Regions from separate parts of the Homo sapiens genome. Here region 1 is linked to region 2. A link is a contact called in ENCODE Hi-C or POLR2A ChIA-PET data. All regions are on one chromosome and are shown on one strand. Each heading gives the region's core, a stretch centred on a gene start or an enhancer-like site at or near the end of the contact. The rest is flanking DNA. Distances are from core to core; before and after follow the strand shown. Region 1 overlaps PRKAG2 (protein kinase AMP-activated non-catalytic subunit gamma 2). Region 2 overlaps PRKAG2 (protein kinase AMP-activated non-catalytic subunit gamma 2).

Region 1 (4,819 bases), core at 797-3,296, 40 kb after region 2:
ACACACACACACACACACACACACACACACACACACACACAAATTAGCTAGGCATGGTGGCAGGTGCCTGTAATCCCAGCTACTCAGGCGGCTGAGGCAGGAGAATCACTTGAACCTGGGGGGCGGAGGTTGCAGTGAGCCGAGATTGCGCCATTGCACTCCAGCCTGGATGACAGACCGAGACTCTGTCTCAAAAAAAAAAATGTGGGTACATAGTAGGTGTATATATTTATGGGGTACCTGAGCTGTTTTGAAAGAGGCATGCAATGTGAAATAAGCTGGTCACGGGGAATGGGATATCCATCCTCTCAAGCATTTATCCTTTGAGTTACAAACAATCCAATTACACTTTTTAAGTTATTTTAAAATATACAATTAAGTTATTATTCACTACAGTCACCCTACTGTGCTATCAAATAGTAGGTCTTATTCTTTCTAACTAATCTTCATGATTCTAGCATCATATGTTTTGCCTGGCTGTGTATTTTGTGACCCAGAGCTGCACATTTTGTATTCTTTTGCTTCAGGCTTCTCTTGCTCAGTGTTGGTTGTGAGATGCAGCCACACTGCTGCATGTGGCTATAGACTGTTTCTCCACATTGCTGTAGGAGGTTCCATTATGCAAATCTACCATCATGTGTTTACCATTTCGACTGCTGATGGGCATCTGGGCGGCGTCTACTCTGGGGCTATTATAAATGATGCTGTATGAACATTCTATACATATGTTCCCCAGAATTGCTGCTTGCTTTTAGTTAATGTATTTATTCAGCACAGAAGACATTATAGAGAGATGAGGAAAGGGGAGGGGCCCAAGTCTGAGCATTTGTGGAACACCTACAATGTGCTGGGCCTGCGTATCTACTGCAATCCACGCGGCACCTACCGGGTGGGGATTTACAACTCTCTGCCTCCCGGGGCGCCACGGCTTGGAGAAAGAGAGTGAGTATTGCCAAGGGAGGCACAGGGAGAGCGAGGCTGCTCAGCGGTGCGGCAGGTTTTGAACCCAAGTGTAACCACTACAAAGCCTATGATTTAGTGGACAGACCACGTCCCCAAAATGTTAGCGCTTAAAAGTCCTGCCCCTGCTAGCCTCAGCAACGGGAATAAAACAGCCATGAACGAAATGAGGTTTCTTTGGTGTGTCAGATACTATCTTCTATAGGAGACACCACTGAAATTACCAGCCAAATGCTGAACACATTTTTGACGATTAGCAAGTTAATGAGAATTTTTCAACCTTCTGATAAAACGTAAATGCAATTGAGTTATACTTCCAGCTGCTCTGAACAGAGGCCTGGTGTCTGAAACGTACAGGATAAAATGTTCAGGTTATCAAGCTGCTCTGGAAACCCCTCTGGTCTCAGAGTTGGCTGAGAATATCAGGCTCCCTTTTCATTCCTACTGATAAGCCCACTTCCTCTCGAGCAACACCAAGGAAACAAGGGATTATGGTGTTTTTTCTCTTTTCTCAATCGGGTTGTAAAACACACACACAGATGTACATGGATTGGAAATTAATCCAGCCGGGAAAGTTGGCTGGCAAGCACTCGGTCCCAAGCAGGATCACCCCGGTATGCCGAACACGCAGCCGGCATCTGGCTGCAAGCATCTGTCTATCACACACAGCTGGGCGAGGGGACAGCCGACTGTCTGTGACAGACACTCCTTAGGGAGACAGATAGGGGGAGGGCTACGTCTTTTCAGAGAGAAAGAGACGTGAGAGGTAAGCACAGTTTTCCCAAAGGCCCATAAAGAAAGCAATTCTATTTGTCCAGGATCAGCTCACTAAGGTCCTCCTAGAGCAGGGTGTTCGATTGGAGGGTGCTCTGCTCTTCAAATTAATTTCAGTCTCCCTGCTTAACTCTCCAGGCTCTGGGGTCCCCTCCTAGAGCAAGAGTGTTGACTCCTCCTTACACTGCCCTCTGCAGGTTGGTGGCACTTCCTTGTAGAAATCTCATAAGTGGCCCTTCTTAGCCGATCTCATCTCACCCGCTGCGTTTTATTTGACATTCCTACACATGTTTTATGATTTCACATCCCCCCGCCCCCCATCTGTGCACCTGCAACTCCCAAGTTCACTGTTGTTGAGGGTAGAACTTCAAGCCAGGAGCCTGGGTCTCTTGAGTCTTGCTCATCAGGGTTAAGATGAAACGACAGGTATGTGAAACCATGTTGTACCCTGCAAAGCATGTTGAAAATGCTTCCCGGAGTAAAAGGTTAGGTAACACAACTTCAGTGTGACTCAGCACAGCAGATATGCAGCACAGAGAAGACCCTGGGACATGCCCAAGGCCACACAGCTGGCTGGTGTCAGTCAGAGCTCCAGCCAAGCCTTGAAGTCTGGCTCTGGAGACCAAGCTCCTGACTGCTGTCTCCTCCTGCCTCTTTGCCCTGTAGCACCAAAGGAGAAATTAATCTTTCCTCCTAGGTGGTAATGACTAGTTGCAATCAAGGCTGCAGAGAGACCCACTCATAGCCCAGGACTGGGAGGTCAGGCTCCTGCCTCGCCCTGCCTTTAACAAGTCAAATTCTCCAAGACATCCAACTCATCTCCCAGACTGTGAAACTAGGGTCCCAAAAGGGTCAGGACTATCTCCCCACCTGGGACAGTGCCTTGCTGTAAAGATTAAGTCCCAGGAAGACACCGAGATCTCCCACCACGAGGCTTCTTGCAGAAAGCCAGAGTACGAGCAACCAGCACCCTGACCTGCCTCCTGCTTTGAGCAGGTGTGCACTGGAAATGCAAATGATGGTTTTTATAGAATTTCAAGCTGAAATCTTCTGACTTTCTTCCAAGGAATGTATTCAAAGGAAAGATGCAAACCCATTTTGGCTGTCTCCCAGACTAGGCGTTAGCTGTGGCAGTAACAGCAGCTTCAGCAAACGCTCAACACAGCCTGAGTCTAGAATACGTTCCGGCAATGGCTTCTGCTTCTCCAACCTGAGCCGGAGGCCACGGTGGTTCCCCATGCATCTCAGCCCAATTGGAGCCACCTGGCCTGGCCAGGGACTAGATGGAGTAGGGCACTCAAATACACCCTCCAGAGGCGTCTACCATGAGGGAAGAGGGTGCCTCTGGCCCAACCCAACGTCAGCCTCAAATGTTCGGACCTGCCTGCAGTCATGCAGAGGAGGCCTTCCCCCTCGGCTGCGTCCTGGGTGCCCCAGCCTTACTGAGCTCAGCCCTGTCTCAGTTTCAGAAGGAAATGCTCACAGGGGACCACAAGTCCCCAGGACATTTAACACCTGGTCAGAGGACAAGTCCAAGCACCTGGATAGCAACTGGACCATGTCATGAAACCCAGTCCTCCTCCCTCCGACGCTGCCCAAACTTGAGCTGCCGTTGTCCAGGCTAGACGGCATCCTGGCAGCAGGAGAATGAACAGCAGTGTCCCATTCATTCAACAGGTGAGCAGGGGACCTCAATAAGGCAAGTCCCTGATAAGGCAGTCCCCAGAATGGAGTGTGGAGCAGGGTAGCTGAGGTGTGGCTGCAAATTCCTAGCAGGTCCCTCCTACTAAACGGTGGTCGGAGAAGCTGCTATATAATGACCGTTTAGTGACATTCCTAGAAATGTTTCTTCCCGCCCTTGAGCCTGCATTTCAGCTTCCAGAGCTCCCCAAACCTCGGGAGGGTCACACTGTTGGCTCTGGGGGAGAGGAATGGGAATTTGAAGGCCAGAGGCTCTCTGGCTCGCACCCATCACCCGCTCTCCTCTCTGGTGGGGTGCTCCCGAAGGTGACTCAGTTCTCCAAGCCAAATGCAGCCATCTGATGTCACCACCTCATCTCCAGAAGGAGTCCTGAGGGAGAACTGGGTCCTCACCACTGCTGCAGTGGCAAACAAAGGACACAAAAATAATTGAGTGGCTGGTCAAGAACCAAGTTAAACCGGCCAGCCAGGGAGCTGGGCCTACGTCAGTAGGGGGCTCAGAATAGCCACAGAGCCCGTGATGTGCCCAACTCACCCCGGGGCCACCGGGGCCAAAGAAAGCCCAGGCATGAGCCAGCACCGGCCCCAAGGCAGGAAAGCCCAATAGCGAACATGGTGGACATCTACCCAGAGAACTCTCGGCCCAACCCAGACGGGGCAGGGGAGGACGCACAGAGAAAACATGCTGACTGTCCACCTGCAAAGGCCCCCGGACATGACCACTGGGTGTGAACTGGCCCCCGCTGTCCACAAGGGGGGCGCTGTCCCCGTTGAAAGCTGGGGAAATGGAAGTAGGAAGAGATGAAGGGGCTTGCCCAGCAACATTTGGCTGACCTGGACCTGAACCCAGGGTTGTCAGGCTCCAAACCTCCAATTGCTTCTTACCCTAAACTCTCCATGCAGCCAGCTACTGTGAGGTATTGTGAAAGGAAAGTCGGATGAATCTTATTATTTCTTTTTTGGCTTACTAGACTCTGAAAGGCCGCATTAGTGAACTCGGGACTCTAATAACTCCTGGTGTCAGGCCTTGCCCTCAGAATGATCGTCCAGTGGGGCACTGTGTGGCCCCTCAAACCCCCATGCCAACCTGGCACCTGCCAGCCATCGAAGAGAATAGAAGCAACAAAAAATAAAAATAGTAAATGTACCAGTATCTTCTATGCAGCGTAAAGATGGTTTTCACTCTACAGCCTTCTCTGTTTAGCAAAGGAATGCATTTGTAACGAAGGATTTTCAGCCACCGAGCCAGCCAGGTAAAGGGAATTTGGAGCCAGAGGGTCCTCATGGCATGCCTGTAGGGTCCTGGCAAGTGAGGATACACTGTCCACGTGGAGGGCTTTCCTGTCGTACCCCGTGTTAGCCATGTAATGTGGGCAGTGACCAG
Region 2 (4,535 bases), core at 1,155-3,654:
GCAAGTTTATGCTGTTTGTCTGTGCCACTTCAAATGTGCAGCCCTTCCTTACTCAAGGAGGTTAAGGGGAAGAACAAAGACCCTTCCACCTTCACTTTATGTTACTCCAAATCTCCTCAATCAGCCCAAAAGCAGAGTGTGTAATTCTATAACGCTCTGAAGGCAAGGAGTATAATCTTCAAGTCCTAACTCTGCTGGATTATTTACCACTTGGCCAACATTTTCTTTTTGTTTTTGTTTTTCAAACAGGGTCTCAGTCCTCTCGCCCAGGCAAAATCATGGCTCACTGCAGCCTCGACCTCCCAGGCTCAGATGATTCTCCCACCTCAGCCTCCCAAGTAGCTGGGACTACAGGCGTGCACCACCAGCCCAGCTAATTTTTTGTATTTTTAAGAGAGATGGGGTTTTGCCGTGTTGAGGCTGGTCTCGAACTCCTGGGCTCAAGTGATCTGCCCACCTCGGCCTCCTAGACCGCTGGGATTACAGGCGTAAGCCACCACGTCTGGCCCACTTTGCCAGCTTAGTGGCCAGTCTGATCCTCCTTAAGGGCAGGACAAATAACTAATTCCACTGCCCTCTCCAGTGGAATGCACTCCACGTCTTTAGTGAGGCAAAGCACTACTGTTTGTCCCTTGCCTTTCTGGGGATGAGACTCAATCTGCCCCTTTGCATTGGATGTTCCAACAAGCAACTGGCTAGCAGTATAAAGGGAAGCTCTGGCACAGATTAGTCACAGATTGGCAAACTTTCTGAAAAAAGCCCAGATAGAAATATTTCGGCTTTGTGAGCCATATAGTCTCTGTTGCAGCAACTCACTCTGCTGTTGCAGCATGAAAACGGCAAGGACAATAAATAAATGAATGCACGTAGCTGTGTGCCAATAAAACTTTAATCACAAAACCAGGTGGTGGGCCAGACTTGACCCATGAGACACCATGTGCCAAACCCCTAATCAGGTATATGAGCTAAGATGCTGCGTCAACCTTGGATCAGCTGAGAATCTCGGATCTCTCCAGAGGTGACGGACAACCATGCTGAGAACACGGATTCTGGAGCCCAGCTGCCTTGGTTCAAATCTTGGCTTTAGCGTTTGCTAGCCATTGAGCCTTTGGGGGAGTAACTTTACACAATTTTATCTCATTTGAGCCTCACAGCAACCCTGTGAGATAAATCCGATATTCCCATTTAACAGAGGCCCGGGTACAGTGGGATCCAAGGTGCAGGAACTTCCCATTAGCACAGGGACATGCCGAGTCACTCTCATCTTTTAAAAGAGGTGCCCTCCCTGCCTGGGTCCCCCTCCTCCTCCAGCCAAGCCCTCACTCACATCTCCTCTTCACACCAAGCTTCTTGATAAAGCTGTCCACATCCTCCACCCTTACTTTGTCATCTCACACTCACTTTGCAACCCTCTGCAACTGGCTTCTGTCCCTGGCTTTGAAATTGGTGACAGTTTTATCATGATGGTTTCTTAGACAAGAAATACACATATTTAAGGTCTACTGCATACCTAGGTGATGTCCTTTATTGACATTGCCAGCCCAAGTTAGGGAAAAAGATAATCACGGTGCACTCTGCCTCCCAATAGAGGTGCTATATGTAGGTTACCTGTGATTCACTCTAGTGAACATCTCAACTCTACAACACCAATATTTGAGCCCTGGCCTCACCCAGGTGAAGGCAGGGTTGCCTCTCTAGGATGGAAAAATTCAATATGAACCCTAAAGTGGCCATCGTCATGGTTAAGGGATGCAGATTTTATCTTGAGAACTCTATCAACCAAGAGAGCAAAATAATACACTACTGGACATTTCCATTTTTCACCCTACACTTGCATCCCTGTGACCAAAATGATGCTAATCCAAGGCCATGCAATCTGTGCATCTGTAGGAGTAGGTATTTCATCTGTTAGTTTTGCTGCCCCGTGAGTGAAGAGGCAGGATGCACCCTTCAATGGCTTTAGCTCCAGAGTTCTGCTTCTACAGGATGCACCCCCTTTTTGCTGGGGAGACTCTCAAAGAGAGGAATGATCTCAACTGTCTCTGAGTGCTCAGTGCCTAGGACAGTGCCAAGCAGATAGGAAATGACCACTGAACAAGTGAGTCCCCTCATGGGTCCCTGGGGAGACGACAGAGGCAGGGAGTTTATCACATTAAAAAGATCCAACAGCTTTTCTTTGGAGCTCAGCTACCCTGGGGAACAGAATGAGTAAGAATCCCAAAGACCCCGGCCACTGCTCAGAAAAAAGGGCCACGCTCCCAGTCGTGTGTGTCTCTCTCTCTGCCTTCTTTCTGTTCATTGAGTCATGATTCCAACAGTGCAGGAACATAGGAAGAATGCCAATTATAATATTTTTTTGACAGCTGGGAGAATAGACACACTCTGCCTGTCTCTTCAGCACACAGGCAGCACTTGTCTAAGCGCCAGCTCTCGTGATAACCAATCCCGCTGAGAATCAGTTCTCTCTGTAGCTCCTACTCCTTGACCCAATGTGAAATTTTTCCAAACTATTTTTAAAGTATCTAATCTGTTGTGAGTCACAGACTATAGAGCTGCTAGTTTACCATTTCTGGGCAGACAGCTTTAACATCAAGACCTGATGAGGTTGTAAGGGTATTTAAAATGGCAGTCAGGAATATAAGAGCAAAGTGGTGCATATAAAGTCTTTAACTGTTCCTTAATGTCAAGCGATTTGAGATATTTATAGATTTTTTAAGTGCCTTTCTATCTTTGAAAGAAAAGGTAATTATTTCACATAACAACCTTGAAAGACTGGTCAGTGATCTTCTCCCAGATTTTCATAATAGGAGAACTAGGGGTCTTGGAGACTGACTGAATGGCAAAAGACAGTCCATTTTTAAAAACAACCCAAAGCTCTTGAGTTTATTATCCATGGCTCAATTCACTGAGCTATGCTACCTCCCCTCACACCGGATGAAACAAGTATTAGTTATCTACTGATCCATAACAAATCACCAAAAACTCAGTGGCTTCAGACAACAATAATTTATTATCTGTTATGGACTGAATTTATGTGTTATGTGTTTCCCCAAAATTCATATGCTGGATCCCTAACCTCCAATGTGACTGTATTTGCAGACAGAGCCTTTAAAGAGGTAATTAAGTGAGGCCATAGGGTAGGCCCTAGTCCAATAGGACTTGTGTCCTTAAAAGAAGGAGAGGAGCTGCCAAGGATGAAAGCACAGTGATGCCTCTGTAAGCCAAGGAGAGAGGCCTCAGGAGAAACTGAACCTGCCAACACCTTGATCTTGGACTTCCAGCCTCCAGAACCGTGACACATCAACTTCTGTTGTTTAAGCTGCCCAGTCTGTGGTATTCTGTTATGATAGTCCCAGCAAACTAATATAGTATCTCTTATGGTTTCCGTGGGTCAGGAATTCATGACCAGTTCAGTTGGACAATCCTGGTTCATGGTCTTTTATGAGGTCTCTCAGTTGGGTATAGCTGGGGCTGCCTAATCTGAAGGCTTGACTGGGGCTGGATGATCCACTTCCATGGTATGCCCTCCCATGGCTGGCAAGCTAGTGATGGCTGTTGGCAAGGGGCCGTAGTTCCTCCCTGCCTGGGCCTAATGAAACTTCTTCATTCAGTCCTAACCAACCATCCTGCAGCCTTCCCTTTAGTTTAGTTATATATTAAATATATAATAAGAAGAAATAGGACAGCCCTTATTTTCTCCTGTCAGGATTTTGGTACCATAAATTTAAAAATGAAGGGGAGAAAAATCCCATGTATTTTCCATGGTGCACTACCCAGATCCCCTTTCAGAAATGAAGGGTATTTTCCCAGCTGTTGAGAACCCTGCCAACTGACAACCTTCAACTATTAGCCGGGATTGCCCTTGGCTAAAGAGAGCTGCCTTGCCCAAGGTCAGCTCCCTGCCCAGGACAGCTGTCGTCTACTGACTGGCTGGTGTCAGAGTATAAAGGCCTAGTTTCTTTGCACCAACCTGGGATAACTCTGATGAGCCGCCCCAGCTTAGTCCTCCCTGTGGGTTAGCTGAGGCCTTTGTTGAGACTGCATTGCATCACAACTTCACCCTCTGCCCAATCTTCCTGCCTTCCCTTCTCCCACAGGTGTCAATCCTCAGAGCACTTCATGATAAACATCCTGCACACCAATCTCTTCTTAGAGTTTGTATCTGAGGGGATGCAAACCGCAACAATCTACTTTACAGGAAGATTATTCTCAGAGCTGTCAACCATCTAAAAATAGCCAAATGAACCTCCAGATTCTATCTAGTACATCATGTGTTCAACTGCAGACCTAGCTGTTGAAACCAAGTGATAAGGTAGATTGTCTTGGTAGAGATAGAGGTGTGCCTAATCCTCCACTTCTTCCTGTATCCACTCCCTCTGTAATGTGACTGCCACTTCTGCTTCATTTTGTTGGCCAAAGCAAATCATAAGGCCAACCCAGATCTGGGGAGGAGGAAACAGATTCTACCTTGGATAGGAGGAACTACCGTGTGCCTGTTCTGAGCCTAGGCCTCAAGGGACCTTGCATATACTTCT

What was found. A loop is a pair of places that touch in the nucleus more often than their neighbours do. ChIA-PET counts read pairs that join two places held with the same protein, here RNA polymerase II (POLR2A). Pooled maps may share reads with other maps.
Region 1: a pooled map shows a loop between it and region 2 (2.9-fold over the local background). The contact joins two enhancer-like sites. A Hi-C loop is called at or near these places in 5 of 168 maps with a recorded cell type or tissue (PC-9, breast epithelium, endothelial cell of hepatic sinusoid and 2 more) and 6 of 50 pooled maps. POLR2A ChIA-PET finds 5 or more read pairs at or near these places in 3 of 52 experiments (PC-9, Panc1 and activated CD4-positive, alpha-beta T cell).

Annotation. Positions count from the first base shown.
Region 1 is chr7:151,703,870-151,708,688 of GRCh38, forward strand. The region is part of intron 3 of PRKAG2 (protein kinase AMP-activated non-catalytic subunit gamma 2); the gene reads right to left. Among named protein-coding and RNA genes, the nearest start is that of PRKAG2-AS2, 100 kb to the right of the region's middle. RefSeq lists a silencer at 703-894. Within about 2 kb of position 2,047, at least 6 of the 41 ENCODE cell types and tissues checked have a DNase peak (open chromatin) inside an H3K27ac peak, as active enhancers do.
Region 2 is chr7:151,663,152-151,667,686 of GRCh38, forward strand. All of the region lies in intron 4 of PRKAG2 (protein kinase AMP-activated non-catalytic subunit gamma 2), which reads right to left. Among named protein-coding and RNA genes, the nearest start is that of PRKAG2-AS2, 140 kb to the right of the region's middle. Within about 2 kb of position 2,405, at least 10 of the 41 ENCODE cell types and tissues checked have a DNase peak (open chromatin) inside an H3K27ac peak, as active enhancers do.